Linked DNA regions of Homo sapiens: region 2 is linked to region 1. A link is an interaction called in ENCODE POLR2A ChIA-PET data of the cell type or tissue named here. Cell type or tissue: Panc1. All regions are shown on one strand. Each heading gives the region's core, and the rest is flanking DNA. Links, peaks and the distances in the headings are about the cores only.

What was found. ChIA-PET counts read pairs that join two places held together with the same protein. Peaks named below come from ENCODE experiments on the same cell type or tissue, not always from the same donor. Only the 100,000 strongest peaks of a DNase experiment are listed, where the experiment ranks them.
Region 2: POLR2A ChIA-PET joins it to region 1 with 5 read pairs; 3 of 35 experiments call an interaction of 5 or more read pairs at or near these places.

Annotation. Positions count from the first base shown.
Region 1 is chr11:10,310,498-10,318,424 of GRCh38, reverse strand. All of the region lies in intron 1 of CAND1.11 (a long non-coding RNA gene), which reads right to left. Among named protein-coding and RNA genes, the nearest start is that of CAND1.11, 6.1 kb to the right of the region's middle. RefSeq lists a silencer at 3,461-3,530. In Panc1, for the core only: no CTCF peak of the experiment used is centred there; no DNase peak of the experiment used is centred there; H3K4me3 peaks cover 493 bases; H3K27ac peaks cover 4,353 bases.
Region 2 is chr11:9,544,485-9,552,411 of GRCh38, reverse strand. No RefSeq gene overlaps it. Among named protein-coding and RNA genes, the nearest start is that of WEE1, 25 kb to the left of the region's middle. RefSeq lists a cis regulatory region at 1-614. In Panc1, for the core only: no CTCF peak of the experiment used is centred there; no DNase peak of the experiment used is centred there.

The sequences.
Region 1 (7,927 bases), core at 1,489-6,488:
CACCAGGGTGCATTTTTGAAATAGCTGTATGGGGACAATGTGTAGGCCGAACAAAGTTAAGTGGCTTCACAAAGATAAAATGTTACTCACAATCACACAATGACATCAGGCCCCACCCACAGACAATCCAGTTCAATTGGTTAGGGATAAGGCTCGGTGTCAGTTTTTTTTTTTTTTTTGAAGCTTCCCCCACATGACTTTAATAGGCAGAAGAGGTTAAGGATCACTGCTCTATCTGGTGGAACAAACCTATTAAATTGAGACAAAAGGTTACCAACTAGCTGAACATAGGAGCAAAACAAGGCTGGGGGATTCCCCCGCATCTGTGACTTGTGAATGTAGTGGAGTACGCCTCCCCAGAGTCCAGTCCCTCCCAAACACAGGGGTGGGTGACTCTTCCTTCAGCTCTAGCACCCCTTTGGTGTTAATTGCTCTGCCCTTTGGTCTAAGAAGTTGGGGGTGGCTTATTAGTGTCCTCTGCCATGTAGGGCAATGTGGGTAGGGTAAGGTTCAGCAATGACTCCAGACTTAGGCAAGTATCACATCTGCTGGGCCATCTGAGCGTGACTTGCAGGCTGCTATTGATGAAAGATCTCCAGCAGTAGTAAAAAGAGCAACTAACATGGCTCTTTGGCTCAGGCAACAGTGGGACTCACTTGAATGGCAGGGGATGAGCTCCAGGCATTTAACTGGCCTCCACAGGTTTGCTGGGACTGATCTGCAGTCTCTCCATGCTGATGTCCTCCTCTCTGTGGGCTCTTTCCCAAGGCCTCCCTGCAACCTCATAGGTCCCTGCTCTCCCCCCGCCCAGGATGAAGGCGGCTTAGTCCAGCTCTCCCTCTAGTCTCTTTCCAGTGTGGGTAAAGCCCAATCCCTGATGCTTCCGGGCCTTCCCTTTTGATTCTCAAGAGCCTTTTCTTCTCTCAACAAAACCTGGTTCTCTGCAAACAAAAGGCTTTGGCTTTCAAAACTATTGTTTTTGATGTGGGCTTCAAGAGGCTATTTTAAAGTCAGAAAACTGAACATTTACTGTTTCATTCTGACTGTTTCTTTCTGTTAGCATTCCGGTTGTACCAATCCTAATTCTCCTCAAGGCAATGCCTCTGATTTACTAGGGAAAAGGTCAAGTGGAAAAAGTGTAGCAAAGAAAAGCATGAACAATAACATTTCAAGATACCCTTTCTCTATGTAAGAAATACTGCAACACTGGCCACTCCACACCTCCCCTCAGGCAAGCCCCCACAAGTGAGCAGGCCAGGATGTTCTGGCTGAGTCCACACAGGCAGAGTGAAGAGGAGAACCAAGATTTTTCTTGATAATAACAGTTCTAAATCACAATTATTAAATCATTGTTTTCTTTAACAAGCCAATGGCCAAAAACAAAAGGTGGGAGGAGCTTGCTCTAGATTAAAGAAACACTAGAGATAGAACAAATTTGTCTGGATTCTATTTTGAACAAACCATTGTCAAAAGACATTTTTTGAGGCAATCGGGCAAAGTTGATTATGGCCTGGCTATGAGATGATACTGCAGAATTATTTTTAATGTTAAGTGTGACAATAGCATTTTGGCTACATAAGAAAACATTATTTTCATTTTTTTAAAACAGATGCATACTGAAGTATGTGTGGGTGATATGATAGGATGACTGGACAAAAGAAAATTGAAGAAAAGGAAAAAGTTATTAAGAAAAGAAGAAAAGAAAGAGGAAGAAGAGAAAAGAGAAGGATAGGCAGGAAAGAAAAGAAAAAACATACTTTGGCAAAAAAATTTTTTAAAAACAAAAAAGAAAAAAGGATAGATGAATCAAATGTGGCAATATCATGATAATTATTGAATTTTAATGATGAGCATATGGGGGGTCATTATATTATTATTTCTCTGTTTTTGTGCGTTTGAAAGCTTTCATAATTTTTTAAGTTGTAAAACTGGTGCAGAAAAAGACAGACTGAGCAATGGAAGAGATTAAAAGGGCCAGAAACAAATTTAAATATTTACTATTTAAGAATTATTATATTACTGATTTGCAGGAAGATGAATTCTTTCTTCAAATAAAATCTTCAAATAAAATCTGACGAGGAGCACCAACAAAAAGGAATAAAACAAAAAAGGAATAGAGATGTTCCACTAGAAGCTGGAGAGAGAGACTAGCATTTTTTTCTTCCCCTTTTTCTCCCCAGAAAACTTCAGAAGTAACTCAGGAAAACTCTCTGTGGAACACAGTTTAAAAACCTCTGGTGCATATGATGAAGGAAGACCCTCAGGTCCTACAGAAAATATGCATTACTCAGTATAAATACTGGACAATTGGCTAACAATTTAGGGGAAAATAAAAGTTAAATCCCTACCTCATCAGATGCCAAAATAAATTCCATTTGCTTTAAAATGTTTAGCCTGGATAATATGGTGAAACCCCATCTCTACAAAAAATTTAAAAATTAGCCAGGCGTGGTGGTGTGCACCTGTAGTCCCAGCTACTAGGGAGGCTGAGGTGAGAGGATCACCTGAGCCCAGGAGGTCGAGGCTACAGTGAGCCACAATCACGCCACTGCACTCCAGCCTGGGCAACAGAGTGAGACCTTGTCTCAAAAAAATAAATAAAATAAAATGTTTAAAGTATAAAACAAAATCATAAAAATATTAGAAAAAAAGAGATGGCTATTCTAAAATATTGAGGCAGAGAAAGACTTCGTAAGCAAGCCAGTAAAGACAGAAATTATAAAGGAAAACATCGGTATCTTTGATTATATAAATATTTATAAGTTTTATATGGCAAAAAATAAGCCACACTCTCTCTACAAAAAGAAAAAAGGTGTGTCTCTATGTGACAAAACTTTAGTATTCTTAATCAATAAGAATATTAAAGTATTTCAGATCAACAGGAAAAAAACAAATATTCCAACAGAATGAATGAATCAAGAACTCAAAAAAAAAATGGCAGGGCGTGGTAGCTCATTTATAATCCTATAATTACAGTCCTATAATTCCGGCACTTTGGAAGGTCGAGGCAGGAGAACCACTCGAGCCCAGGAGTTCAAGACCAGCCTGGGCAACATAGTGAGACCTCCTCTCTACAAAACATTTAAACATTAACCAGGGTGGTACACGCCTATAGTCATAGCTATTCAGGAGGCTGAGGCAGGAGGATCACTTGAACCCAGAAGCTGGAGGCTGCAATGAGCTATGATCATGCCACTGCACTCCAGCCTGGGTGACAAAGCGAGACCCTGTCTGTTAATAATAAATAAAATAAATAAGTAAATAAATAAACAATAATAATATATATATAAGGGGAAATATAAATGATCATGAAGACATCAAAAATACTCAAGCTACACTAATAATCATGGAAATAAGTTAAAGTAGTGAGAAGAGTTGATGCTGTTAAATTAAATTTAGTCTAAATCTGCTTCCTTAAATATTTTAAGTTTGGCCAAAAGCTTTTTGCATACGTAGTGAACGGTAACCTAACGATGTGAAAACACACTGTAACCTACTCTTGCAACAAGCAGCCAAGTCTCAGCCAATCACAGAAGCCATACTTCAACTACTCACAGGTTGCTAAGTGTTTAAACCTTGTTTTAAAAAGGCAGACACAGAGCTGTAACCAGTCTGGCTGTTTCTGTCCCTCACTTCCATTTTCTCAATGTCACTTTTGTTTTTCTGTCCATAAATCCTCTCCAACCACGTGGCAGCACCAGAGATGCTCTGAACTTACTCTGGCTCTCGGGGGCTGCCTGATTCATGAATCCTTCTTTACGCAGTTAAACTATGTTAAATTTAATTTGTCTAAAGTTTTGTTTTTTAAACAATGCTGATTCCTCTTTCTGGTGATATAGCAGACTAAGTTGAAAATCCTGCTACTATAAAACATCTAGAAATGCTAAGTAAAATACACTTAATATCCTTTTAAATGCATAGCTGAACCCCATGAAAATACAGGAAAGCCACAGAAAACTAAACCAAGGTAACTAAAATCCAGAGTAGAAAACTTGAGCTGAAAAGCAGTTGCCTGGGCTTTGCGGAAGGGGTTTCCTCCCTTTGGTAACAGAGATTTGTTTAGGGACAGAAGAAAAGGAACTGAGATACTCAAGTAAATCCAAGGACTCTCAAAATGCTACACCCCACATCACCAGCACAGATGCACTTTTGCGTGGTTCATAAACATAAAATTAAGAAATTAATATAAAGAATGGTCTCAGATGGGTAATAACCTTGGGACAATTGGCAGAAGCAAACATAAATCTCTCTGAAGGGACTCAACCCAGTCCACACAGAATTACCATCAACTAAGCTTTAATAAGATGAGCTCGGAACCCCAAATTACAGGAAATAGGAAGAAATACATCACAATGAATAAGAGTCAGCAGATAAAGGTAGCAGAGTTATTAGAACGAAACTATAAACTAAATGTTTTAAATTATTAAGGATATAAAATACAGTCTCAAAAACATGAGAAAAGAATAAAACTTTTTAAAGAGCAATAGGAAACACCATGTTTACCTATTACATGACATAATATTATTAATTGAAAAGAAGAATAATGTTCAGTGTTTCAAAGGAAATAGGAAATTGACTTTTTTTTTTTTTTTGAGACAGAGTTTCACTCTTGTCACTCAGGCTGGAGTGCAATGGCGCAATCGTGGCTCACTGCAACCTCTGCCTCCCAGGTTCAAGCGATTCTCCTGCCCCAGCCTCCTGAGTAGTTGAGACTACAGGCACCTGCCACCACACTCGGCTAATTTTTTGTATTTTTAGTAGAGACGGGGTTTCACCATGTTGGTCAGGCTGGTCTCGAACTCCTGACCTCAGGTGATCCACCCATCTTGGCCTCCCACAGTGCTGAGATTACAGGCATGAGCCACTGCACCTGGCCAGAAATTGACTTTTTTATACTGTTAGTAGAAGTAAAAATTGATCCTTCCAGAAGGCAATCTGGCTCAAATGCTTTAACAAAAAAGAGTACAGACCCAATGACCCAATAATTTTATTTGTAATAATTTATCCTAAAAAATAGTCATTAAATTACTCAAAGATGAGTTGAATGCACATAAAAATGTTCATTGAGGGCTTTAAAAAATTGTTTAGAGATGGGATCCCCCTATGTTGCCCAAGCTGGTCTCGAACTCCTGGCTTCAAGTGATCCTCCCACCTCGGCCTCCTTGTAGCTGGGAATACAGGTGCAAGCCACAGCACCCAGCTATATTGGGGCCATTTTTAATGGTAAAAACACAGAGGGAAAATCTTAGCACTCAGCCAGGAGTAGTGGCTCATGCCTGTAATCCCAACACTTTGGGAGGCCAAGACAGGAGGATCACTTGAGGCCAGGAGTTCAAGACCAGCCTGGGCAACATAGTGAGACCCCAGTCTACAAAATATTTTTAAAATTAGCTGGGCATGGTGGTGCACACCTGTAGTCCCAGCTACTCAAGAGGCTGAGTCAGAAGGATTGGTCGGGCCCGGGTATTCAGGTTACAGTAAGCTATGATTGTGCCACTGCACTCCAACCTGGGACAGAGTGAGAAACACACACACACACACACACACACACACCCCAAAACCAAAATAACCTTAACATCCAACAGCAAAGAATGGTTAAACAAATTATGATTTGTTTCATAATTTGTTTCATTTCATTTTAATAAAATGAAATACTGTGCAGGATATTAAAATGATGTTGCATAGATATATTTATTGGCATCAAAAGATGCCCAAATATACTGAGAAGTAAAAAAAAAAAAAAAACACATCAGCAGATCATGGACAAATATGATCTCACTTCTTTTTAATTGTGTAGCCCACTAGGAAAAGTTCAAATGACCAATAAATAAATGAAGATATGCCAAAATTCACCAGCAACCAGTAATGGAAAGTAAAACAATATTACTTTTATACCCATCAGCATGGCAAACATCAGAAGACAATCCATGCTATATTTCTCAGGGTTTTCTAGAGAAACACAATCAGTAGGATATGTATAGATTTGTTGGTTTGTTTATTATGGGAACTGGCTTATGCAATTATGGATGCTGGTAAGTCTCAAGATATGCCGTCTGCAAACTGGAGAACCAGGAAAACTGGGGGTGTAATTCAGTCCGAGTCCAAAGGACTGAAAACCGGGGAAACTGATGGTATAACTCCCAGTCTCAGTATGGAGTGAGGCCACTGGTGTAAGTTGGAAACCTCAAGAACCAAGAGGTCTGATGTCCAAGGGCAGGAGAAGATGGATGTCCCAGCACAAGAAAACAGAGGGAGAATTTGCCCTTCCCCTGCCTTTTTTGTTCTATTCCAGGTCTCAACAGATTAGATAATGCCTGTCCACATTGGTGAGAGAGCTTCTTTACTCAGTCTACCGGTTCCAAAGCTAATCTCCTCTGGAGACATCCTCACAGACATACCCAGAAATAATTTTTTACCATCTATCTGGGCATCCCTTAGCCCAGTCAAGTTGACATATGAAATTAACCATCATACATACAAATATTGCAATGACATGGGGAGATGAGAACTCTCAGGTACTGCTGGTGGAAATGAATACTGGTACAGGCATTTTGGAAAGCAATCTCATACAATTTAGCGTAATCTGTATGTAGAAGCCTTTTAACTAAATGATGCCATTTCTGGGTATATATCTCCAAGAAATTTCCATTTAGACCCATAAGAGGACATGAAATGGAAGGTTAATTTACATATTGTTTGTGGCAGAGGGTTACTGGGGGCAACCCAAGTGTCCCTCATTAAAAGACAAGAAAAGTAAAATGTGGCAGATCCATAAAATAAGTAATATTCAGCAGTAAGAGGAAACAAATCTACCTGGATAATTTTTTTAAAGTGTTGAGTGAGATTAGGAAACAATAAATATTTTAACACAATGTGTTTGCAGGTTAAAAACATGTAAAGTTGTGAAATAACACAGCAGATTTTACAAGATTGCGTACTATAATAAGCACAGATATCAAACACATTAAAGAGGTTCCTATAAAGGAGATGTGAAGGGATATGGAAATTAAAGAAGAAAAAATAAAATAATTTTAAAAAGAGAGAAGCCTTGCGCAGATTGGTAATGACAATTTGCCTTAAACTGAGTAGGTTTAATTCAGCTCTCTCCACTGAATTCAATTTTTTAAAGTGTGTATAGGTATAATACATAAAAATGTCTAAAAGGAAGTTAGCCAGGCATCATGCCTATAGTCACCCCTACTCAGGAGGCTGAGGCAGGAGGATTGCTTGGGCCTGGGAGTCTGAGGCAGTGAGCTTGATCAAACCACTGCACTCCAGCCTGGGCAACTGAGCAAAACCCTGTCTCTAAAAAAATAAATAAATAAATAAAAGATTAAAATGTCTAAAATATTAATAGTGGTTATCTCTGAAAGTAGTATTGCAGGTGAATCTTTTTCTTCTACACTGAATAAATATTGTAAATAAGTAAAATGCATTTTTTATGCTCTAAAATTGTATCTTAATACTCAAAACTACTTTCCTAATGTTGGATAAATGTACAAAAACCTACTAAATTCAGCTGCCTGTGTGGCCACAGTCATTTTATTGTTTTTCCAGAATGTTCCAAAATAGCTCTGGAACAAGACCAGTGGGACCACCAGATAGCTATCTAGCCTCACCCTTCTTCCCATGCACATGAAGACCAAGCCTCCAGCCTGGCTTTGGCAGAAACCTCTGTGAGACTCAGGATAACAAGGCCTTCTCCTTCTCAGCTGGGGAAAGGAGGGGCCTTATGTCATAGCGCTCTCTCTCTCTCTCTCTCTCTCTCTCTCTCTGTCTCTCTCTCTCTCTCTCTCTCTGAGTCAGTTCAGAACATCCTCTAAAAAGGTGCCTTGAGCAGCAGTTGCCAAGACAAAAGATCCCACCTCAAGGGTGGAAACTCTATTTGCAGTTTTGTAGACACAGGTGTTCTTCCAGGCGACTTAAG
Region 2 (7,927 bases), core at 1,168-6,167, 770 kb after region 1:
ACTGTCAAAAAATCTGACTTCTAAGAGTTGTTGCATGGATTGAATGAGAGAACAATAAGTCAAAGTGCTTAGGTGCCTACTAAAGAGAGAGCCAGGAGGAAGGCCTTGTCATCTCTGAAACAGGATAGGGCAGACAGAATTACGACATGAGTCCTGAAGAGCCATCCCCTTGCCTTTTCTGATATACTTAGAGCTCTCCTCTCTTTCAAGCCACATATGCCTGACCCTTCCTCATTTCCTCACGTGGCTTTGTCCCTCCTCTAGCTTTGCTCTTGGGAAAGGAGCCTGTGCTTCTGTTTTTTAATCTGGTTTCTTCATCTGGAATGACCTTCCCGCCACCGTCAGACAAACAGCTTTCTGCTCTGCCTGCAGTCCGTGGAGAGGTGCTGATAAGGAAGAGGGCTTCCTGGATCCCTCTGGTTCATTGTAGCCTCACTTCAATGTGGTGCAGTGCAATGTCAAGAGCAGCGTTAAAGGCTCTGTTGTGTCTCCTCCACCAACCCCATTCTAGCCTCAGAACATTAGGATTGCTCACACACACTCTGGCTGATGTTGACTGCCATCGCCTGCCTTCCATTTAAGGTTTTTGTTTTGTTTTGTTTTTCTGAGACAAGGTTTTGCTCTGTCCCCTAGGCTGGAGTGCAGTGGCACGATCTTGGCTCACTGCAGCCTCCACCTCCCAGGTTCAAGTGATTCTCATGCCTCGGCCTCCCACGTAGCTGGGATTACAGGCACAGCCACCACGCCCAGCTAATTTTTGTATTTTTAGTAGAGATGGGGTTTCACCATGTTGGCCAGGCTGGCCTCGAACTCCTGGCCTCAAGTGATCTGCCCACCTCGGCCTCCCAAAGTGCTGGGATTACAGGCGTGAGCCACTGCACCCAGCCCCATTTAAGGTTTTTGAGGGATCCAAGCTGTAACTGTTTCTGCCCATCCCATCCCCACTCTCAGCCTCCACTACCAAGCTCTGCTGACTTTCAGGGTCCTGTGTGCTTGAAACCAATTGTTAGAAACAATTGGCTCTGTCAGTATGCTTGTCAGCCAATTGTTAGAAACAACACAGCACAGAAAAATAACCATTATAAAATAAGTGCAAATAAAAGAAATATAGAAAGAATATTCTGTGCTCTTGTATTTATTTATTTATTTATTTATTTATTTATTTATTTTGAGACAGAGTCTCCCTCTGTCGCCCAGGCTGGAGTGCAGTGGCGTGATCTCGGCTCACTGCAACCTCTGCCTCCCGGGTTCACGCCATTCTCCTGCCTCAGCCTCCCGAGTGGCAGGGACTACAGGCACCCGCCACCATGCCCGGCTAATTTTTTATATTTTTTAGTAGAGACAGGGTTTCACCGTGTTAGCCAGGATGGTCTCGATCTCCTGACCTCGTGATCCGCCCGCCTCGGCCTCCCAAAGTGCTGGGATTACAGGCGTGAGCCACCACGCTCGGCCTCTCTTGTATTAGTTCTAACAACTATTCATTTGATCATTTTGGATTTCTAGGCCGACAATCAGGTAATTGATAATAATGCTCTCATCCACTTTAGTATTTTGACTTTTATTCCATTGTCTAATTGCATTAACTAGCACTTCCAGAACAACATTAAATAACAGAGGTGGTGAGAATCCTTGTCTAGCTCCTGACTTTAATGGGGATATTAATAATAATATTGATTGGGCCGGGCGCAGTGGCTCACACCTGTAATCCCAGCACTTTGGGAGGCTGAGGCGGGTGGATCACCTGAGGTCAGAAGTTCGAGAACAACCTGGCCAACATGGTGAAACCCCCATCTCTATAAAAATACAAAAATTAGCCAGGCGTGGTGGCGGGCACCTGTAATTCCAGCTACTGGGGAGGCTGAGTGGGGAGAATCACTTGAACCCGGGAGGCGGAGGTTGCAGTGAGCTGACATCACACCATTGTACTCCAGCCTGGGCGACAGAGACTTCCTCTCAAAAAAAAAAAGGGAGGGAATTAGGGCCTTGCGTTGGCCTAAGGGAATGTTGTGGCCGGTTTGATCTATCCAGACCATTCAAACATCCTCCATATCAGCAATAAGGCTGTTCTGCTTTCTTATCTCATTTGTGTATTCACTGGAGTAGCACTTTTAATCTCCTTCAAAAGCTTTTCCCTTGCATTTACAACTTAGCTAACTAACTTTCAGCCTGTCCCAGCTTTCGACATGACTTCCTAACTAAGCTTAATTATTTCTAGCTTTTGAGAATGAGAGATGTGTGACTCTTTCTTTCATTTGAACACTTAGAAGCCACTGTAGGGTTCCAGCTGGCCTAATTTTAGTATTTTTGTGTCTCAGGAAATGAGGAGGTTGCAGTAGAGGGAGAGAGACAGAGGAACACCCAGTCCATGCAGTAGTCAGAACACACACAACATTTATAGATTAAATTCACCATCTTGTATGGGCACGGTTTGTGGCACCCTGAAACAGTTACAGTTGTAACATCAAAGATCAGAGATCAACATAATAGACATAATAATAATAAAAAAGTTTGAAATATTGCAAAAATTACTAAAATATGACAAAGAAACACGAAATGAGCATATGCTGTTGGGAAAATGGCCTGACAGACTTGCTAAATATAGGGTTGCCACAAACCTTCAATTTGTAAAAATGCAGTATTTGGCTAGGCACAATGGCTCATGCCTGTAATCCCAGCATTTTGGGAAGCTGAGGCAGGTGGATCACTTGAGGCCAAGAGTTCGAGATCAGCCTGGGCAACATGGCAAAAAACCGTATCTACTAAAAATACAAAAAATGAGTGGGATGTGGTGGTACACACCTGTAATCTCAGCTACTCAGGAGGCTGAGGCAGAAGAATCACTTGAACCTGGGAAGTGGAGGCTGCAGTGAGCCAAGATCACTCCACTGCACTCCAGCCTGAGCAACAGAGCGAGACTCTGTCTCAAAAAATAAAAAAATAAAATAAAGAAGACGTCCAAGCACAGGGCGCCCCATTTTATAACAAAATCAGTCCCTGCTTATCTGTGGTTTCAGTTTCTGCAGTTTCAGTTACCTGCGGTCTGAAAAATAAAATATTTTTTTAAACGAAGTATCTGCAAAGCCTAATGAAGCAGAGCAATAAAATGAGATGTGCCTGAGTTTTACATTTTGTTTTTCCTTTTTAATGTTTTTAATTTTAATTTTTTGATTGTTTTAATTTAAAAAAATGTTTTTTGAGACACAGTCTTGCTCTGTTGCCCAGGTTGGAGTGCAGGGCACCATCTTAGCTCACTGCAACCTTCACCTCCCAGGCTCAAGCGATTCTCCTGCCTCAGTCTCCCCAGTAGCTGGGATTACAGGCATGCGCCACCAGACCTGGCTAATTTTTGTATTTTTAGTAGAGACGGGGTTTCACCATGTTGGCCAGGCTGATCTCAAGCTCCTGACCTCAGGTGATCCGCCTGCCTCAGCCTCCCAAAGTGCTAGGATTACAGGCATGAGCCACTGTGCCCAGCCTTAATTTTTAATTATACTTTTCTATTTCATAATCTAGTCCCAAGATGTGCCTGTGTTTTTTAAGGTGTTCTAAATCTACATTTATAAATGAGACTGGTCCATAGTTTTCCTGCTGTATGATGTAAAATTTTGGCTTTATGGAACACTGAGATGTTTATCTATCCTTTGGAATATGAGTATGATTGATTACCTGAATATTTGAAAGAAGTTGCTCATTAACCTATCTAGTTTTAGCTTAGGTCCTTAAGTATATCTTTTGACAGCTTTTATCCATCATTATTTATCTGTTTAGATTTTTGAGTCCCAATTGGTAATTTTATATTTCCTCAAATATTATCTATTTCATTCAGATTTTATATTGTATTAGTATTGGGTTGGGCAAGGTATTCCCTTGTAATTCTCATTTCCTCTGTACTGATGGCTATAAACCCTTTTTCATTCCTGATGTGTATATTTATGTCATTTCTTTTTTAGTTTGTTTTGTTAGCTAGTGGTTTATCAAATTTGTTGCTTGCTTCTTGCCAAATAACCAGATCTTAGAGTTATTCATCAACTATATTGTCTTAATTTTTTTTTTTTTTTTTGAGACGGAATTTCCCTCGTCACCTAGGCTGGAGTGCAGTGGCGCAATCTCGGCTCACTGCAACCTCCGCCTCCCGGGTTCAAGTGATTCTCCTGCCTCAGCCTCCCAAGTAGCTGGGATTACAGGTGCCTGCCACCATGCCTGGCTAATTTTTGTATTTTTAGTAGAGACAGGGTTTTACCATGTTGGCCAGACTGGTCTCAAACTCCTGACCTCGTGATCCGCCCACCTCGGCCTCCCAAAGTGCTGGGATTACAGGCGTGAGCCACCGTGCCCGGCCCCCAAAATTTTTTTTTAGAGACAGAGTCTTTCCCTGTCATCCAGGCTGGAGCGCAGTGGTGTGATCATAGCTGACTATAATCTCCAGTTCCTGGGCTCAAGTAACCCTCCTGCCTCAGCCTCTGAGCAGCTAGAACTACAGGCATGCACCACCATGCCGGGCTAATTTTGTTGTTGTTGTAGAGACAAGGTCTTGCTGTGTTACCTGGGCCAGTCTTGAACTCCTGGCCTCAAATGATCCTCCTCCCTTGGCCTCCCAAAGCACTGGGATTACAGGCATGAGCCACCACACCGGGCCAATTATATTGTTTTTCTGGTTTTGAAATAATTCAGTTTGCTTTTATCCTTAATTTTTTCCTTTTGCTTTCTTTAGATTTTACCTTACTGTGACATTTTCCCCTTTTAATTTCCTGCATTGTCTACTTTGTTAATGAACTTTTATTCTCACTAAGCAATAACAGTGTTTACAGCCATGCATTTTCTTGTGAATACTACTTTGGCTGCATTTCATAAGTAGTGTTTCATGAGTTATTTTTAAAATAGCCTATAGTTCTGTTTTTAAGCTTTGTATTGAAGTATGATACACATACAGAAAAGCAAACATATCAAAATATGTTCAGTTTGGTGAATATTCACAAATTCAACACCCAGACTGAGAAACAGAACATTGCCAGTACCAATGACATAATTTGCAGGACCTAGTGCAAAATGAAAATGCTCAGCCCTTTGGTCAAATATCATTAACGACTTTGGCTGGGTGCAGTGGCTCACGCCTGTAATCCCAGAACTTTGGGAGGCCGAGGCGGGTGGATCACCTGAGGTCAGGAGTTCAAGACCAGCCTGGCCAACATGGTGAAACCCCATCTCTACTAAAAATACAAAAATTAGCCAGGCATGGTGGCACATGCCTGTAATCCCAGCTACTCGGGAGGCTGAGGCAAGAGAATCGCTTGAACCCGGGAGGTGGAGGTTGCAGTGAGCCAAGATCGCGCCATTGCACTCCAGCCTGGGCAATAGAGTGAGACTCCATCTCAAATAATAATAATAATAATAATTTTGAAATGGTGACAGCAGAGTGTTAGCCAAACGCTGAGCCTAAGTGCAGGGCCTTGTGCGCATGCTCATGAAGCTGGTTGGCCCTGGCAACTCATCCTTGGACTTCCTTCTACTCCCTAACTTGGCCTCCCTACCAAGTGTAACCACTACCTGACTTCAGATGGCAGAGAATTGTTAGTCTGTACCCTTGTGTCTAGTTTCTTTTGCTTAGCATTATGTTTGTGAGGATCATTCATACTTCTATGTGTAATTGAAGAGCATACATTCTCATCGTTGTATAGTTTAAAATAGTCCGGCCAGTTACAGTGGCTCACCCCTGTAATCCCAGCACTTTGGGAGGCTGAGGCAGGCAGACTGCTTAAGGTCAGGAGTTTGAGAGCAGCCTGGCCAACATGATGAAACCCCATCTCTACTAAAAATACAAAACTTAGCCTGGCATGGTGGCACACACATATAGTCTCAGCTAGTTGGGAGGCTGAGACACAAGAATTGCTTGAGCCCGGGAGGCGGACAGTGCAGTGAGCTGAGATCACACCATTGCATGCCACCCTGGGCGACAGGGCAAGACTCCATCTCAAAAAAAAAATAAAAGTCTGTAATTCAGTTTTGGTTTGTCACTGATTAAAGAGTTGTTTAGAACTTAAAAATTTCGGCGGGAGGAGCCAAGATGGCCGAATAGGAACAGCTCCAGTCTACAGCTCCCAGTGTGAGCCACGCAGAAGACGGGTGATTTCTGCATTTCCATCTGAGGTACCGGGTTCATCTCACTAGAGAGTGCCAGACAGTGGGTGCAGGTCAGTGAGTGCGCGCACCGTGTGCGAGCCGAAGCAGGGCGAGGCATTGCCTCACTCGGGAAGCGCAAGGGGTCAGGGAGTTCCCTTTCCTAGTCAAACAAAGTGGTGACAGATGGCACCTGGAAAATCGGGTCACTCCCACCCGAATACTGCGCTTTTCCGACGGGCTTAAAAAACGGCACACCAGGAGATTATATCCCGCACCTGGCTCGGAGGGTCCTAGGCCCACGGAGTCTCGCTGATTGCTAGCACAGCACTCTGAGATCAAACTGCAAGGTGGCAGCGAGGCTGGGGGAGGGGCACCCGCCATTGCCCAGGCTTGCTTAGGTAAACAAAGCAGCCGGGAAGCTCGAATTGGGTGGAGCCCACCACAGCTCAAGGAGGCCTGCCTGCCTCTGTAGGCTCCACCTCTGGGGGCAGGGCACAGACAAACAAAAAGACAGCAGTAACCTCTGCAGACTTAAATGTCTCTGTCTGACAGCTTTGAAGAGAGCAGTGGTTCTCCCAGCATGCAGCTGGAGATCTGAGAACGGGCAGACTGCCTCCTCAAGTGGGTCCCTGACCCCTGACCCCCCAGCAGCCTAACTGGGAGGCACCCCCTAGCAGGGGCAGACTGACACCTCACACGGCCGGGCACTCCAACAGACCTGCAGCTGAGGGTCCTGTCTGTTAGAAGGAAAACTAACAAACAGAAAGGACATCCACACCAACAACCCATCTGTACATCACCATCATCAAAGACCAAAAGTAGATAAAACCACAAAGATGGGGAAAAAACAGAACAGAAAAACTGGAAGCTCTAAAAAGCAGAGCGCCTCTCCTCCTCCAAAGGAATGCAGTTCCTCACCAGCAATGGAACAAAGCTGGACGGAGAATGACTTTGACGAGCTGAGAGAAGAAGGCTTCAGACGATCAAATTACTCTGAGCTACGGGAGGACATTCAAACCAAAGGCAAAGAAGTTGAAAACTTTGAAAAAAATTTAGGAGAATGTATAACTAGAATAATCAATACAGAGAAGTGCTTAAAGGAGCTGATGGAGCTGAAAACCAAGGCTTGAGAACTAAGTGAAGAATGCAGAAGACTCAGGAGCCGATGTGATCAACTGGAAGAAAGGGTATCAGCGATGGAAGATGAAATGTATGAAATGAAGTGAGAAGGGAAGTTTAGAGAAAAAAGAATAAAAAGAAACGAGCAAAGCCTCCAAGAAATATGGGACTATGTGAAAAGACCAAATCTATGTCTGATTGGTGTACCTGAAAGTGATGGGGAGAATGGAACCAAGTTGGAAAACACTCTGTAGGATATTATCCAGGAGAACTTCCCCAGTCTAGCAAGGCAGGCCACCATTCAGATTCAGGAAATACAGAGAATGCCACAAAGATACTCCTTGAGAAGAGCAACACCAAGACACGTAATTGTCAGATTCACCAAAGTTGAAATGAAGGAAAAAATGTTAAGGGCAGCCAGAGAGAAAGGTCGGGTTACCCACAAAACGAAGCCCATCAGACTAACAGCTGATCTCTCAGCAGAAACTCTACAAGCCAGAAGAGAGTGAGGGCCAATATTCAACATTCTTAAAGAAAAGAATTTTCAACCCAGAATTTCATATCCAGCCAAACTAAGCTTCATAAGTGAAGGAGAAATAAAATACTTTACAGACAAGCAAATGCTGAGAGATTTTGTCACCACCAGGCCTGCCCTAAAAGAGCTCCTGAAGGAAGCGCTAAACATGGAAAG